2 separate regions of the Homo sapiens genome follow, and region 2 is linked to region 1. Evidence: chromatin contacts called from ENCODE Hi-C or POLR2A ChIA-PET data. All regions are on one chromosome and are shown on one strand. Each heading gives the region's core, a stretch centred on a gene start or an enhancer-like site at or near the end of the contact. The rest is flanking DNA. Distances are from core to core; before and after follow the strand shown. Region 1 overlaps MAP2K5 (mitogen-activated protein kinase kinase 5). Region 2 holds the start of SMAD3 (SMAD family member 3).

What was found. A loop is a pair of places that touch in the nucleus more often than their neighbours do. ChIA-PET counts read pairs that join two places held with the same protein, here RNA polymerase II (POLR2A). Pooled maps may share reads with other maps.
Region 2: a loop to region 1 is called in a pooled map, with 8 times the contacts of the local background. The contact joins the promoter of SMAD3 here to the enhancer-like site in region 1. A Hi-C loop is called at or near these places in 1 of 37 single-sample maps with no recorded cell type and 4 of 50 pooled maps. POLR2A ChIA-PET finds 5 or more read pairs at or near these places in 1 of 52 experiments (SK-N-SH).

Annotation. Positions count from the first base shown.
Region 1 is chr15:67,760,082-67,763,160 of GRCh38, forward strand. All of the region lies in intron 19 of MAP2K5 (mitogen-activated protein kinase kinase 5), which reads left to right. Among named protein-coding and RNA genes, the nearest start is that of SKOR1, 64 kb to the right of the region's middle. RefSeq lists a silencer at 2,776-2,855 and an enhancer at 3,006-3,065. Within about 2 kb of position 1,515, at least 2 of the 41 ENCODE cell types and tissues checked have a DNase peak (open chromatin) inside an H3K27ac peak, as active enhancers do.
Region 2 is chr15:67,064,063-67,067,141 of GRCh38, forward strand. SMAD3 (SMAD family member 3) reads left to right here and starts at 1,540. Exons shown (of 9, transcript NM_005902.4): 1 at 1,540-2,298. The coding sequence starts at 2,093. It overlaps SMAD3-DT (SMAD3 divergent transcript), which reads right to left and starts at 120. Exons shown (of 6, transcript NR_135686.1): 1 at 1-120. RefSeq lists enhancers at 1-558, 2,098-2,866 and silencers at 1,317-1,806, 1,977-2,136, 2,287-2,336, 2,587-2,646, 2,667-2,756.

The DNA.
Region 1 (3,079 bases), core at 265-2,764:
TTAATTCAGTTTGGCTGGTTTGAAAATTGAAAATAGGTTAGCATTAAGGCCAGGATTCCTTTAGTAATTACTTTTTCTATTGGTAATAACTGTTTCTTTAGAAATGACATTAACATTCTACCAAAACACAGCAGTAATCCAAAAGTTAATGTTCTGTTCACTTATAATTATATTTAATTCATATTTATGAGTTGTCAGAAGGGAGGAGTAAGAAAGAAGTGAATACAAAATGTTACAGAAGAAACAAGTTATAAGAAAATTTTTTCCTCATAGTCTGAAGGATGTACAAAGTCACTTGAAGTAAAAAAAAGTTTTTTTAAACACACAATTATATAAAATTAGATTTTATTAACTATTGCTGAAAAAAATCTATATTTTTATTATTTCCAAGTGGCACTGAGTGAATTCAGCCAATAGACCTTATCCATTTCTTCTTTTTTACTAACCAAAATATTAACATAAACATCCCCATAATTTTGATTTAGTAAGTCAATTAGATTTGTGGGGATTTTTTAACCAGGAAAAATTCTGCATCTTTAGGCAGTCATTGAACAAGTAGCTTTGTGTTATTTCCTTTGAATTGTCCATGAAGCCTGATGTATTATTAATGAATTAATTTCTTGGTGGTGGAGGCCTGTGAATAGCGGTCTGTGAATGGGCAGTTGCCTGGTGGGGCCAGTTTTGGCTGCTGTCATTTAACATGTGTTGCTGTATTGTGAAGTCTTACCCAGCCATAGGACAATGCTCATTTAATCCACCATGATGGGACCTACACACCCTGAGCCCAAGTTGGATGCCAGGGTCAGTTACCCAGCAGCTTGGGCTGGGGGCACTGCTCTGCTTCACTGCCGAGTTGCTGTAATCGTTTTGCCGGCTGTTAATTTTCTCTAAACCAGGGAAAATGTGTATGTGAGCAGTACAAATGTTCTCAAAAGAGATTCCAAACTGGTCGGCTGGGGTGTTGCCTCCATTCCAGAATGGAGGCAGCATTCCAGGGAGTGTAAGTTCCTTCCTTCCTCCTGGAAATGGAAGCGTCTGGGCCCACGAGATCCCTGATGTTTTGAGGTCCAGAGTAGCAGATGGCATTATGATTTTCCAAATCCTGATGAACATTCTAACTGAACTTGTTCATTTCACAGTATGTGGTTCTATTTTTTCATTTCCTCTTCTTCCCTCCCTCCCTCTTTCCCTTTGTTCCCCTCATAGTAACTAGTTTTAAACTGGTGTAGTGTCTCCTTAAACCAGCTTTAAATTCCCTTCTGTCTGTCTATTTTATGAAACCAACTATAGCACAGTTTCACGTATAATTCTCAGCCTTTGAATTGCAGCTGAAGCAGCCTTTGAATTTGTTTAAAAATGTGTAAGCAAATAAAGCCAACACTCATACACGCAGCCACTGGTAGTTCTGTTTCCCCCCTTATCTGTAGCTGGCAGTGCAGGTGGCAAATGGCAGTAATTATTTTAACTAACAGTCGAGTGAACATTCAGGAGGACATACAGTGTGGTGATGTGGACTTTGGATTTACAGTGAGTTCTCAGAGTCTGACTTGATAGTGTTATGGCTTGTTGGTTTTTCAGGACACGGACCTGCCAGGTTCCTGTACTTCAACAGTGTGTGGATGTGGTTCAGATGTTTCAATCTTAACTCTTTATCTATGAAAAGATCAATTTTTTTTCATTTAGGCACCTATTAAGGGTTTTTTTCTCTCCTAGATTTTTCTGTTTTGTTTTTAATATAATTTATGATCTACCTTTAAGAGTGCTTTTAATCAGCACTTCTGTAGAACCAGCTGAAATGCCAGTGTGTATATTAACATTATAATTTAGGTACTGGATCAAACATGTATAGCTGGACTTTTCCTGAGGAAAAAAGTTGACCTGACCAGTGTATGAAATTCAAACACTGTATAGGAACAAGGTAAAAGCACAGGTAGGAATTGCTGAATAATTACCTTTAGACCAGCCTGAGCAGGAGACTTCCCACGAGGGTGAGCTCATTTAATGGTTCCTAAAACTCAATCTTGTGGATGTCAGTGGTCATGCTTGATTATTTGCAGCAGTGTTTTATGAAAAGCAGTAGAAATGCATTGGGAGGCTGCAGAGAAAGAGGACAATAACGGGTTTTACTTTTGTAAATGAAATCCCTTCGGTATGAGACAAGTATGTTTTTTGCTGCTCTGCCTAAGCCACTGAAAAGGGAGATGTATGTGGATGTTAGTGTGTGAGTATGTGTGTACTGTTCATGTAGGCACATCTAAAAACTGCTGTGCACTATGGCTGATGACCAACAAGAGACCTAAAATAAAAAGAGAAAAAAGATGCTCATTGGCTTTGGAAAGGAAGCAATTATAAATACAGTTTAAAAGATTAACCTATTTTCCATTTCTCCACTCACCTATTTTCAAGAAATGTAATAAAACACCAAGCTCTTTACCATATGTTTACAACATTTCTAAGTAAATATAAGTCTTTTAAATGACAGACAAAAAAAAAAAAAAAAACAAGCAGACTAAATGAAGAATCCATTTTGACATTAATGACAAAGATCATTTCTATTCTCTTTTATCCCAATACTGAAGAACTTCCAAAACACTTTTAGGAGAAAAAGAAAATAGGAAAAAAAATCTCTATAATCTCAAACTTCAGTTACCCAGAGACAGATTCCTTTAGACCTGTTTGTTTATATTTTGTTTTTTATAAGCCATCTGGTAGTGATGTTCACTTGGCTAACAGCTGGTTCTCCTTGATTAAAGGGTTTATGGGTAGGATGGGCCTTTCAGTGGCAAAAATTCAGGCCTTTACCCCGTGGTTCCAGGCCCATCTGAGACAAGTTAAATGAGCTGCTACTGTCAGCCCAGACCCAGTGGACAGAACGTCACACCAAAATGCCCACACATGTAATTTGTCACGCCTGGCAGCCCAGAGCATGGGGTGAGCCAGTGTGGAAATTGAATCATCTTTCACTTTCTCTGCTCAAGACTTGATGTGGAGTAGGATGAGTAAAAGGCGGGCTTTCTGTTCTGCAGCTGAGCGGAGTTAGAGGCTTTCTTCTCTGGTATGTCATCTGCCAGCCTTCCTA
Region 2 (3,079 bases), core at 290-2,789, 700 kb before region 1:
CAATCAATAAATGTGGATTGTGTCATCCTTGTCTCTCTTGACGGACGGGAAGAGGAGAGTGAAACCTAAGACCACAGCGGCAGCGCGTTAACAGGAGGACCAGCAAGGAACGGAAGCCAGGTTGTCAAGCCTCAGTTGGCTTTCACGTATTCTCCTTTTCAGGCGGGTATTTAGGAAGAGAGGAGGGTGAGGAGCACAGCGCACTTCTGCAGCAGCAGCTGCGGATTGGCTTGTGGGAGGCGGTTCTCCGGAGCAAGGCAAGGGCCCCTGCCGCTTCTGGGCTGACTGTGGATTCCGCCACACCTCACAGGGCTTTGTAACTCCCCACCCACTTGAGGGTTCCAGATAACTTTTTTTTTTTAACAAAGCAGGGGTGGGGGTGGGAGATTCCTGCTGTTAAAAACAAACAAAGGGCTTAGACACCGGCTAGTCGGCTGCGGGAGGCAGCAAGAGAAAGGCCGAGGGGCCTGGAGTAGCTCCTGAAAACCGCCGAGGGCCCTGCGGGCAGACGCCCCTGAATTCTTTTGGTGGGGAGAAAAGCCGCGGAGCTCCCCAATGTGCCAATTGGTTTGTTGTTGTTTTGCTTTTTTTGAATACACAAACTCTCCGAAAACTCCTGTCTTGCCCCACTTTTTTGTGAGTTCATTGCTTTGGAAACAAAACTCTCTTCCATTTATTGGCAATTATCAAATTTCCGATCCTTCTCTATCAGGAGATCCAGCAACAAACACCCTGTTATGTAAATTTCTTTCAAAGATAAATTCGAAAGCCCCTCCATTCATTCCTTCAAGAACTCAACAGATGTCCTTGAGGCTCATTTTCTGCCGGGCACTCGGTTCACAAGGCTCAAGAGACCCCTGGCTCCAGCCATTGTCCAGGTTGTCACTGGTGTCCCCAGCTCTCCACTTCTGAGGACCCACTTCTCACCCCCTCCTCCTCCGCACACGTTCCCGAGGCTCTCGGCCGGTGTGATCTCACCGACTAGAGAATAAAAACAGCCCAGGGGCGCCGGCGCCGGCCAAGGGCCTTGACGGGGATCAGCAAGCGCGAGGCCAAGTGCGGGCCCCAACTTCCTGGGCCCGGGCCTTCCGCGCGCCCCCTCTCGGGCTCGGGTCCTCTCCAGGGTGCACTCGCGTCCGGACGACGCTTACTTGCTGCGAGTCCAACCCTCTCCGGCCCGCAACTCCAACCGAGCCGCCCGAGTGTGGACTCCGAGAGCGGACGCCACGGGCCGCGCTCAGCCCTCCCGCCCGAGGCCCCTCTCGCCGTGTTTCCCAGGACTTCCTCCCCGCGCCCGCCCGACTTCAGGTCGGGGCCGCGCAGGGTCCCGCGCGCTCCAGCCAGGACTGCCGCCGCCCGGGTCGCCCACGTGGGCGTGCTGGGCGCGGGGTGGTGGCCGGCCGGGCGCCCTCCCCGGAGCAGGGGGCGGGCAGGGCGCCCGCGGGAGGAGGTGGCGGGGCGCGGGGGAGGAGGCGGGGAGCCCCGGCGGCGAGGGGGCGGTGACAGCACTTGGAAAGGAGGCTGCACGCGGATTTGCATGAAACACAGACTGGGAGCGGGCGGGAGCGGGAGCGCGGCGCACGCCCCGGGCCGGCCCAGCCAGCGAGCGAGCGAGCGGCGAGCCGGGAGGAGGAGGGTGGCGGGGCGGTGAGGCCGCAGAGGCGGAGGGATCTGCGCATCAAAGCTAGCGAGGCGAGCGAAGTTTGGCCGGGGGTTGGACTTTCCTTCCCGGAGGCGGCACCCAAACAGCTACCCCGTGCGGAAACCCAAACTTCTGCTGCCACTTGGAGTCTCGCGGCCGCCGCCTCCGCCCCGCGTTCGGGGCCTTCCCGACCCTGCACTGCTGCCGTCCGCCCGCCCGGCCGCTCTTCTCTTCGCCGTGGGAGCCGCTCCGGGCGCAGGGCCGCGCGCCGAGCCCCGCAGGCTGCAGCGCCGCGGCCCGGCCCGGCGCCCCGGCAACTTCGCCGAGAGTTGAGGCGAAGTTTGGGCGACCGCGGCAGGCCCCGGCCGAGCTCCCCTCTGCGCCCCCGGCGTCCCGTCGAGCCCAGCCCCGCCGGGGGCGCTCCTCGCCGCCCGCGCGCCCTCCCCAGCCATGTCGTCCATCCTGCCTTTCACTCCCCCGATCGTGAAGCGCCTGCTGGGCTGGAAGAAGGGCGAGCAGAACGGGCAGGAGGAGAAATGGTGCGAGAAGGCGGTCAAGAGCCTGGTCAAGAAACTCAAGAAGACGGGGCAGCTGGACGAGCTGGAGAAGGCCATCACCACGCAGAACGTCAACACCAAGTGCATCACCATCCCCAGGTGGGGGCCCGCCCGGGGGGGACCCGGGGTCACGCCGGCCCAGCCCCCTGGCACTGCGGGGCCGACCCAGTGGGGCTGGAGATGGGAAGAGGGAGAGAGAGGGAGGGAGTGAGACTGTGTGGGTGCGTGTGTGTGAGAGTGGGAGAGCGCGGGCAGGAAGGGGGTGGGGGGACCCCAAACAAAACCATCTCTGATTTGCAAAGATCAGAGCCCGAGGCTTCCACGCGGCACTCTGGCTTCCACACCTCACATTCCCTTTCCACCTCCGGGAGGGGAGAGCGGGTTGCTGCGGGACTCGGCCGCCCCCACTCCGGGGAGCTGGGGCTGGAAGTTGAGGCCCGCTTTGTTCGGCTCCGCGGGCCGGAGCCCCTCCTCCGCCGCCGCCTCCCGCCCCCGCGGCCCGCGCTCGTGGAGGTGGTGGTGTCTTTGCGTTTCTTTTCTTCAGTCGGGTCTCCCCACTTTCCTCTACAGGAATGCGGTCCGTACAGCTGGGGCTGTGGGTGAGGAGCGGGAGCCTAGTGATTGACAGATTCCTTCTTCGTTCTTTCTTTGCCTTCGGGATTAGCATTTTTATCGAGTATTTTTAGACTCGGTTGTGCCAGTCTCCCGCCCCCTGAGCATGCACGCACTTTGGTTGCAGTGCAATGCTCTGACTTCCAAATGGGAGAGACAAGTGGCGGAAAATAGGGTCTTCTCCCACCTCCCACCCCCCCATCCCGACTCTTTTGCCCTTCTTTTGGTCCAAGAGATTTTGAAACCGTGCAGAACGAGGGAGAGGGGC